Regions from separate parts of the Homo sapiens genome. Here region 2 is linked to region 1. Evidence: read pairs that join two places in POLR2A ChIA-PET (ENCODE). Cell type or tissue: GM12878. All regions are shown on one strand. Links, peaks and the distances in the headings refer to the core of each region. The heading gives the core; the rest is flanking DNA.

Region 1 (5,386 bases), core at 307-5,306:
TCCTGACCTCGTGATCCGTCCGTCTCGGCCTCCCAAAGTGCTGGGATTACAGGCGTAAGCCACCACGCCCGGCCTTTTCTCCCAGTTTCTAAAACTGCATGTTTGCACACCAATGTAACATACAACAAACATTTTATAAGACTACTAAAAAATGGCAGTTTGTTAAAGTCTTTGATATATCATGTAGCTCTTGAAGTCATTGGAATTAAATGATAAATGATACTATTGTTAATATAAGTCTTATGATATTAGTCAAAACTTTGCTCAAGTTGAAACTTTTGGTATTATAAATTCTCACTTTCAGTATTATATGTTTCTTCAGTCAGTGGTTTGAAACTTGGGTCAAAAAGATGAGAAAATGTAGGGTAAGATGTATTCATTAAAATAACAGTTCAACAATTTATGCAGAAATTAAATGTGTTTAATTTAGATTACATGAGAACTTGGGTCAGTGTATTTCTATTATTAGAAGAAAAATCCAGAACATAGTACCATATATTCCCAGGCCACAAGAGCCAAGGATCATCTTACATCAAGTCTGCCCTGGTCATGTGGAAAATGATCATGTTTAAGACCATTTTATATTTTTAGGGATACAAAAAACTAAATATAGCAGAAAGGTTGATAGTCAGTGCTAAATAATATTCCTACATCTCACTTAGCATGCAGTGCAACTGACCTTCATCAGACCAAGTTCCCCCAAAATCACAATAATCTTTGTGATAATTGGGGGATTTTAGTTACTGAATGAGGACAGAGCCGATATATTGTTCCTTCAGCTCAATAGTATCTCCGGAACTTATTTTTATTTTTATTTATTTTATTTTATCTTATTTTTGAGACAGTGTAGTCTTGCTCTGTTGCCCAGGCTGGAGTGCAGTGGTGCAATCTTGGCTCACTGCAACCTCTGCCTCCCGGGTTCAAGCGATTCTCCTGCCTCAGCCTCCTGAGTAGCTGGGATTACAGATGTGTGCCACCACACCTGGCTAATTTTTTGTACTTTTAGTAGAGATGGGGTTTCACCATATTGTCCAGGCTGGTTTCAAACTCCTGACCTCAGGTGATCTGCCCACCTTGACTTCCCAAAGTGCTGGGATTACAGGCGTGAGCCACCACGCCCGGCCTCTGGAGCTTATTTTTAAAGATTAATTGTAAAACTTTAACGTAGGAAATGCCCTTTTGTAAGCAAGTTTATATCTACCATTCAAATTTAATAATTAGACTGAAAATAAACCAAATCCACTTATAGAGAGAAGCTCGATCTTATTTACAAATGGAACTACAGTGTCAGGCTCAATGACTGCATTTTGGAAAACATACAACTTAGGAGGATGTTGATTTCTTCTTAATTGACTTTTTTTTTTTTTTTTGCTGGGGGGCTTCTCAGTACTTCTAAACTATCAGTGCATGGTCCATGCAATTAGATTTTTAGCAACACAATTCACAAGAAAACTTAATTCTATTTTCTAGTAATTCACTTATTCTTTAGTTAAAAAATATGGGTTTATCTCTTATATACTCACAGCAAAGTCATTATCTCATGAAGTACTACCTTTTTTTGAGAACTGAAACTACCCCTTTTACTGAAATTTTAATAATTTAATTCACTTTGGATAAAAGTTATTCTAAAATGTACTATATAGTTTCTGGTTCTTTATAATATCATTAAAAAATAAAAAATAAGTCTGGGTGTGGTGGCTCATGCCTGTTATCTATGCCTGTTATCTAAGCACTTTGGGAGGCTGACGTGAGAGGATCACTTGAGTCCAGGAGTTCAAGACCAGCCTGGGCAACACAGGGAGACTTTGTCTCTAAAATAATAAAAATAAATAGGCCATGCATGGTGTTGCACACCTGTAGTTCCAGCTACTCAGGAGGCTGAGGTGGGAGGATCATTTGAGTTCAGTAGGTCAAGGCTGCAGTGACCTATGATTGCATCACTGCACTGCAGCCTGGGTGACCAAGTGAGACTCTGTCTCAATAATTAAAAAAAAAAAAGCCCGGGTACAGTGGCTCACACCTGTAATCCCAGCACTTTGGGAGGCCAAGGTAGGTGGATCACGAGGTCAGGAGTTCGAGACCAGCTTGGTCAATATGGTGAAACCCTGTCTCTACTAAAAATACAAAAATTAGCCAGGCATAGTGGCCTGTTTCTGTAGTTCAAGCTCCTCGGAAGGCTGAGTTAGGAGAATCACTTGAACCCGGGAGGTGGAGGTTGCAGTGAGCTGACACGCACTACTGCACTCTAGCCTGGGAGACAGAGAGAGAGTCTGTCTCAAAAAAATAAATTAAAATAAAATAATAATAAAACAAGTTCCTGAACCCCTGCCATATGAAAACTGATTCTATTTTTGTATTTTCTCAGACCTTGTGCCATATGGATGCAGTTGTAAAATAGAAATTATTTTAAAATACAATCGATATGATTTAATTACTGCAGAGTGGTTCCAGACATTGAATACTGTCTTAGTCCCTTTTCTGCTGCTATAACAGAATGCCACAGACCGAGTAATTTATAGAGAAAACATTATTTGGCTCATGGTTCTAGAGACTGGGAAGTCCAAGAGCATGGTGCTGACAGCTAGTGAGGTCTTTCTTGCTGCTTTATCCCATAGTGGAAAACATCACATGGTGAGCAGGCTCTCATCATGGAGAAGGGATATGGGGCCAAACTCATCCTTTTCTCAGGGGCCCACTCCCATGATAACTAATCCACTCCTGTGATAGTGGCATTCATTAATTCACTTATAAGGCATACCCTTATGACCTAATCATTTCTTAAAGGCGCCACTTCCCAACACTGTTACGGTGGCAATTAAATTTTCACGTGAGTTTTGAAGGGGATATTTAAAACCATAGCAAATATGAACACTATTTTTTAACAGGGCCTCTGATTTTTATTACAATTATGATATTACATTGGGAATACTACAAACACTATGGATTTTAATTCCAACAAGGCATTTGACAAGTCTCTTGGGATGGATAGACTTCTGGGCAAAATAAAAAAAAAATGTTGGTAAGATGAGAGTTCATTGGTGTATTCATAACTGCAGAAATGACCACAAGAGTCTGAAATTTCAAAATTAAAATAACATTGTATGCTTTCCCTTGATTAAAAAGATAACATAGGCTCGCCATAGACATTTTGGAAAACATAGCTAAGTACAAAAAAGAAAATGAAAGTCACAAGCAAACCCAAACCCAAACCCACATCTAACCACTCTTTTTTTTTTTTTTTTTTGAGACAGAGTCTCGCTCTATTGCCCAGGCTGGAGTGCGGTGGTGCGATCTTGGCTCACTGCAAGCTCCACCTCCCAGGTTCATGCCATTCGCCTGCCTCAGCCTCCTGAGTAGCTGGAACTACAGGCGCCTGCCATCACGCCCGGCTAATTTTTTGTATTTTTAGTAGAGACGGGGTTTCACCGTGTTAGCCAGGATGGTCTGGATCTCCTGACCTCATGATCCGCTTGCCTCGGCCTCCCAAAGTGCTGGGATTACAGGCGTGAGCCACCGCACCCGGTCCATAACCACTCTTAACATTTTTGTAGATATATTAATATTCTATTAAGTCATACGTTTCTCTTTTGGGTAAAAATTTTTTCTCTTAGTACATTCATGAATGTATTTTCATGTTACTAGTCATTCTTCCACAACATCATTTTAAATAAATGCATAGTTTTATCAGGTATAGGTACCCTAATATATTTAGCAAATCCTCTGTAGTTTTTCCTTTTTTTGGTTATTTAAATTAGGACTATATATTGACTTTTTCAAAGACCTTTTCAACACCTGTTAAGGTGATCAAATGGCTTTTCTCCTTTAACTTTTTGTCATGGTAAAATATTTTTGATGTCAAATCATTTTTGCATTTCTGGAAATCCCCTTATTTGGTTCTGGTGTTAATTATAGTTTGTTTTACTTATAGAAATTTCAAACATACTCCAGAGTCTAGAGAATGACATAGTGAATCCTATGTAACCTACGCCCAAATTCAGTAATTATCACTACTCTTGTTTCATCTGTTCTCTCCCTCTTCCCTTTTTGGTTGAGTATTTTAAAGCAAATCCTAGAAATCTACCATTTTACCCCTAAAATCAGAACTTTTAATTAATTAATTTATTATTTTAGGCAGAGTCTTTCTGTCACCCAGGCTGGAGTGTAGCGGCGCGATCTTGGCTCACTGCAACCTCCGCTTCCCGGGTTCAAGTGATTCTCCTGCCTCAATTTCCTGAGTAGCTCGGATTACAGGTGCGCACCATCATGCCCAGCTAATTTTTGTATTTTTAGTAGAGATGGGGTTTCACCATGTTGGCCAGGCTGGTCTCGAACTCCTGACCTCAGGTGATCCGCCCACCTGGGCCTCCCAAAGTGCTGCGATTACAAGCGTGAGCCACTGCACCCTGCCAAAATCCTAACTTTTTAAGCACAAGCACACAATGCCATTATCACATGTAGCAAAAGTGCCAATTAATAATCATCTTGGCCGGGCGCGGTGGCTCGCGCCTGTAATTCCAGCACTTTGGGAGGCCGAGGCGGGCAGATCACGAGGTCAGGAGATCGTGAGGTCAGGAGATCAAGTAGCTGTAGTCCCAGGTACTCTGGAGGCTGAGGCAGGAGAATGGGGTGAACCCTCGGGGGCGGAGCCTACAGTGAGCCGAGGTCGCACCACTGCACTCCAACCTGGGCGACAGTGAGACTCTGTCTCAAAAAAAAAATAAAAATAAAAATAAAAATAATCTCATAGGGTCACGATTAATGACCTAAGTTCAATTTTCTCCAATTGGCTCAAATATTGTTTCTTTTTTTGTGTGTGAATTGTTGGTTTAAAGCAGTCTCTTAATCAACAACAGCTCTCTCTTTTCATTTTTTTCATGCTTTGTTGAAGAAATGGGGTCACTCGGTGCATCTCCTATATTCAAGAGTTGGTTGATTGCATCTTTGTGGTTATAAATGCATCCCTTCTCCCCTGCATTTCCTATTACTTGGCGGTTAGACCTAGAGGCCTGATTAGATTAAAGTTCAAGACTATTCCATGCATGGTTCTGTATCGTTGATTTTGTACCACATGACAAGGCACATAAAATTTGGTTATCCTACTTTTAGTGATCTCAGTATTGATAAGTGATTTCAGGTGTTAGAGTCGGATCCAGCCATTATAATGTTTCCTAATTGTGTATCATTTTAATCTGTAGCATTAGATTTGATTGATCACATTTTATATAGGCTTTTTTTTTTTTTTTTTTGAGACTGAGTCTTGCTCTGTCGCCCAGGCTGGAGTGCAGTGGCGCAATCTCGGCTCACTGCAAGCTCCGCCTCCTGGGTTCACGCCATTCTCCTGCCTCAGCCTCCCAAGTAGCTGGGACTACAGGCACCCGCCACCTCG
Region 2 (5,386 bases), core at 184-5,183, 160 kb before region 1:
AAAAAAAACCCTGCTGCAAATTCCACTGTAAATATAGGATTTGTTTCTTTTCTTTTTTTTTTTTTTTTTTAAGACAGTCTTGCTCAGTCGCCCAGGCTGGAGTGCAGTGGCACAATCTTGGCTCACTGCAACCTCTACCCTCCTGGGTTCAAGCCATTCTCCTGCCTCAGCCTCCCCAGTAGCTGGGATTACAGGTGCGAACCACTATGCCCAGCTAATTTTTGTATTTTTAGTAGACACGGAGTTTCACCATGTTGGCCAGGCTGGTCTCGAACTCCTGACCTCATGATCCGCCCGCCTCGGCCTCCCAATGTGCTGGGATTACCGGCGTGAACCACCACGTCCGGCCAATATAGGAATTTAAAACAAGACTACAACTGACAGAAGAGCCATTCATCCCTATGGTATACTCCTAAATTTCATATTATATATTAGACCCTGAAAATCCTGTTGCTATGGTGTTGCTCCCAGGAGACATTTCAGCAGCAGTAACCAGGAAGAGCTAAGAAGCTGACAGACCTGCATATAGATATGATTAGAAAATCATCTGTGGCGCTTTAGGGATTCTGTTTGAGCACCTCTAGATTAAAGAAAATTGGACACTACTAACAGCCCTAAGGCTATATAAACCCAAGAAATTAACCTAACCTCCCCAGCCCCTCAAGTAATATTAAAGAGATATCATTCTTCTATAAACAATATAAATCAAGAAGAGAAACATCCATCCTGCGGGCCACATTAAACTACTAAGGCCACTAAATGGACGTATTTTCCCACCTCCAAAACTAAGCTATAATAAATACAATATGGTCTCTAAAATTATTAGCATTCAAAGAGCCTCAATGTAGAGATACCCTATTAAAAGTTTTAATTCTCCTAAAATGTAAAAAGAACAAGAAGAATTTTTTATTTTTAATTCCTGCAGTGGTAAAGACAGTTTTTACTTATGTGGAACTCAGCTGGATTTTCTCAATGGGTAAAAAAAAAAAGAGAGAAATCAGTTTCTACCATAGGTTTAAAAAGCTGAGGCTGATTCTCCTGCTGCTGAGGAAAGTAAATAGCTCACTTCCAATACTGAAAGAAGTAGCTACTTGAAATTATATCAATTCTCTAATGCTAAAAAGATTACCTTAAAAATGGTAAGGAAATTACCACTTATACCACAACTGGAGTATACATTTTATAAAATAAGGGCCCTCTATTTTAAAATAAAGTACATTCAATGCTGTTGTGAGAACTGTATGATTTATTTAAAAGAAATACTATAGAAAAGTCAATATATATAATTTATACACATATAAATGACAAGCTTGATCAAAATAACTACTTGAAAAACCAAGACACAAAATTCTCATCACATTTTCAGCAGCATGAGTTTTTATATCCATTCTCTCTTCTTTCTTAAAATAAGCACCAAATTTATAGCACCCCTTTGAAGCACTAAAGATATGTCAGTGTGCAAAAATCAGGTAGGAAAAGAAAAAAGTCATCCAAGTAAATAATTATAATCAGCGTTAAGTGTTACAAAGTACCAGCTCCTACGAAAGTCCTAAATAAGTAATGTCCCTGCTGCCACCTGATGCACAGGGCTTAGTAAAGACTAATGATGGCCACTGTTTCCAAGTGAAGCGATGCTGGCCCCTGAGTTTCAAGACACTAGTTTTGCATCTTCATAAGGATGCTACGTTTTTGCAGTAAAATTTAGGATGTCTATTTGTTTAAAAATTTTTTAAGCTATATTAATAGGTCAAGGTCGTTAATACCACCACATTAATGCATTTAACCTCATAGTTTAATTTAACTTAATATAAAGTAGTGGTGAAGAGCAAGGCTAGACAGCTAGATTTGCATGTAACCCTGAGCACATTACTTAATCCAATAAAGAGTGGGGAAAATGGAGCAAGAGGGAACAAAATAATAGTACTTTCTCAAGAAGCTCAAATAACAAGTAAATTGAAGAGCTGTTGGAGGCCTTGTTTAGCTGCTTTGCAAACCATGTAAGTAGAAGTATCTGGTAGGGCGCAGTGGCTCAGTCCTGTAATCCCAGCACTTTGGGAGGACGTCATGGTAGTGCATCATGACGTCAGGAGATCTAGGCCATCCTGGCTACCACGATGAAACCCCATCTCTACTAAAAATACAAAAAATTAGCTGGGCGTGGTGACAGGCGCCTGTAGTCCCAGCTATTCAGGAGGCCAAGGCAGGAGAATGGCGCGAACCCGGGAGACTGAGCTTGCAGTGAGCCAAGATTGCGCCACTGCACTCCAGCCTGGGCGACAGAGCGAGACTCTGTCTCAAAAAAAAAAAAAAAAGTATCCAATTGGCAGCGAGAAAGAAGAATCAAATAATGTCCAGAACAATCTTCACTGAGTCCATAGTTCCCATTCTGCTTCCAATTCCAGGATATATTACTTGCACTGGGTTTGATGGGATACTTCCCAATGAATTCTTTTTCTTCAAGCTCTCGATTATTTTTTATTATTTGAAACTCAGTCCTAAATCATAAAACATGTTTATAAAGAGCTAAAACATTCTAGCCCAGGCGTGGTGGTTCACACCTGTAATCCACACACTTTGGGAGACTGAGGAGGGTGGATCACCTGAGGTCAGGAGTTCGAGACCAGCCTGGCCAACATGGTGACACCACATCGCTACTAAAAATACAAAAGTTAGCCAAGCATGGTAGTGCATACCTGAGGTCCCAGCTCCTTGGGAGGCTGAGATGCGAGGACTGCTTGAGCCCAGAGGACGGAGGTTGTAGTGAGCCGAGAACACGCCACTGCACTCGAGCCTGGGTGACAGAGTGAAACTCTGTCTCAAAAAAAAAAAAAATAAAGATCTAAAACATTCTCTAGAAATGTAAAAAAATTTATATCAAGTACTAAAACAAAGCCAGTTAATCTTAGATACACAAATGTACACAAACACACCTAGGTTTGTTGTGTTTCCGTTTTGGAAATTTGGTAAATGCTTAACAGCATAATTTTCCATTTGTTATAGTCTAATTTGTTTTCCTGTTTCTCTGACTGTTTTGCCTATCATCTTAGATAACCCCTGTGCCAGTCCTTGACTCCTTGCTTTCCCATGTGTTTCTTTTAGCTAGTTTACATGCTACCCCTTAAGTTCTCTTTTCCCCAAAACCCTGACTGAAAAAAAGACTTCTACAAGCAGTCAGCAAACAGGTTATTTCCCACACATATCTCACATTTTTATTTACATTATGAGCCAGTTAGGTTAATTACACTTTTCAGTGACTCAAATGCAAGTAAAAGATTCTGAACTCAGCACTAATAATGTCAAACCCTACATAAAAGGCACTAATTGGCCAGGCGCGGTGGCTCACGCCTGTAATCCTAGCACTTTGGGAGGCTGAAGCGGGTGGATCACCTGAGGTCAGGAGTTTGAGACCAGCCTGGCCAACTTGGTGAAACCCCATCTCTGCAAAAAAATATAAAAATTAGCCAGGCATGATGGTGGATGCCTATAATCCCAGCTACTCGGGAGGCTGATGCAGGAGGATCGCTTGAACCAGGGAGGTAGAGGTTGCAGTGAGCCAAGATCATGCCACTGAACTCCAGCTTGGGTGACAGAGTGAGACTCTGACTCAAAAAAAAAAAAAAAATCTAAGACCCATCACCCAGTTAAGAATCATATATCAACAATAAGCACATGAAAATATTCTCAACATCATTTGTCACCAAGGAAATTCAAATTATAACCACAATGAGACACCACACACTCCCACTCAAATAGCTGAAACTAAAAAAGAACTAAAAATATTAAGTGTTGACAAAAACACAGAGCAACTAGAACTTACAAACACTGCTAGTGAAAGAGCAGACTGGCACAATCACTTTGAGGAATGGTTATAGCAGTTTCTAAAGTTAAACATATATCTACATCCTATTATCAATTTCATTTCTAATACACCAAAAAGATGTTAAGTGCTTTAGAATGTTCACAGCAGTTTTATTCAGAATAGCGCAATGTTGAAAACGCCACATATCTGTCCAAAGAGTAAAATAGATAGTAGTATTACACTTATGCGTGTGTATCAATGAAAAAGAAACTACTGCTTGATACAATAAATGATGAAGCACAGATTTACATGACCAGTCTCTAGTGAACACAGGTCAATACAGTGGTTACCTTTGGTGGGCAAGATACTGACTGGAAGAATGGACAAGGGAGCCTGCCTGCCGGAAGGCATGAAATGTTCCATGTCTCAATTTTGTTGGTAGTTACAAGGGTGGATAATATGTTTTAATTTTAAAAAATCATAGGCACAACTAATTTATGGTAACAGAAATTAGAAAACTGATTGTCTAAGATGGAGAGAAGGAAAAACAAAATGGGGCCTGAGGAAATTTTCTGAGTGATGGAAATGTTCTAAATCTTGACTGGGGTGGGTTACATGGTCAGTTTTACATGAGCTGTTAAAACTCATCAAAACAGTACACTTAACATCTGTTCATTTTATTGAAAGTAAATCATACCTCAACTAAAAGAAAGTTTACTGAGTTATACATCTACAAGTGTATACTTTGCCTTATGTAAATTACAGCACAATAAAAAATGGAAGTGCCCAAAATAAAAGTCCGCTAAGAAGAAATGACTTAAATATACAAAAAGATGCTCGATCTTATTCAAAATAAAAAAGAAATCAGAAAGACACTAAAGTAATATCTTCACTAGCAGATTATCAAAGAGCAAAACATTTGGTAACACTATGTTGGCAAGAACATGGGCAGAGACACATTGAGAGCAGGAATGTAAACCGGTACAGCCTCTGTGAAGTCAGTCTGGCAGTCACTACCCTAATTATTTACAAATGCACGTATCCTTTGACCCAGCAATTCCAATTATTTATTTATCATACAGATATCCTTTTATGCATAGGGAATGATCTATGTACCAAGGTTATTCACTCAACATTGCCACAGCCACAGACTGAGGCAACCTGAATATCCATCAATGAAGGGACCGGTTAAACTATGGAGTACCAATACAGTAAAATGTCTTGCAGCCATTTAAAAGAAAAAAAAGAGGCCGGGCGTGGTGGCTCACGCTTGTAATCCCAGCACTTTGGGAGGCCAAGGCGGGCAGATCACTTGAGGTCAGGAGTTCGAGACCAGCCCTGCCAACATGAGGAAACCCCGTCTCTACTCAAAATACAAAAAAATTAGCCAGGCATGGTGGCGGGCACCTGTAATCCCAGCTACTCAGGAGGCTGAGGCAGAAGAATCACATGAAACCAGGAGGTGCAAGCTGCAGTGAGCCAAGATCATGCCATTACCATCCAGCCTGGGCAACAAGAGCAAAAACTCCGTCTGAAAAAAAAAAAAGAAAGCTCTTTGTGTAGATGTGAGAAGATGTAAAATATATA

The links. ChIA-PET counts read pairs that join two places held together with the same protein. Peaks named below come from ENCODE experiments on the same cell type or tissue, not always from the same donor. Only the 100,000 strongest peaks of a DNase experiment are listed, where the experiment ranks them.
Region 2: POLR2A ChIA-PET joins it to region 1 with 10 read pairs; 3 of 35 experiments call an interaction of 5 or more read pairs at or near these places.

The regions. Positions count from the first base shown.
Region 1 is chr3:177,314,864-177,320,249 of GRCh38, forward strand. The region is part of intron 1 of LINC00501 (long intergenic non-protein coding RNA 501); the gene reads left to right. Among named protein-coding and RNA genes, the nearest start is that of LINC00501, 23 kb to the left of the region's middle. RefSeq lists a silencer at 3,233-3,282. In GM12878, for the core only: no CTCF peak of the experiment used is centred there; a DNase peak (open chromatin) is centred at 3,163; H3K27ac peaks cover 897 bases.
Region 2 is chr3:177,158,178-177,163,563 of GRCh38, forward strand. The region is part of intron 1 of TBL1XR1 (TBL1X/Y related 1); the gene reads right to left. Among named protein-coding and RNA genes, the nearest start is that of TBL1XR1, 37 kb to the right of the region's middle. In GM12878, for the core only: no CTCF peak of the experiment used is centred there; no DNase peak of the experiment used is centred there.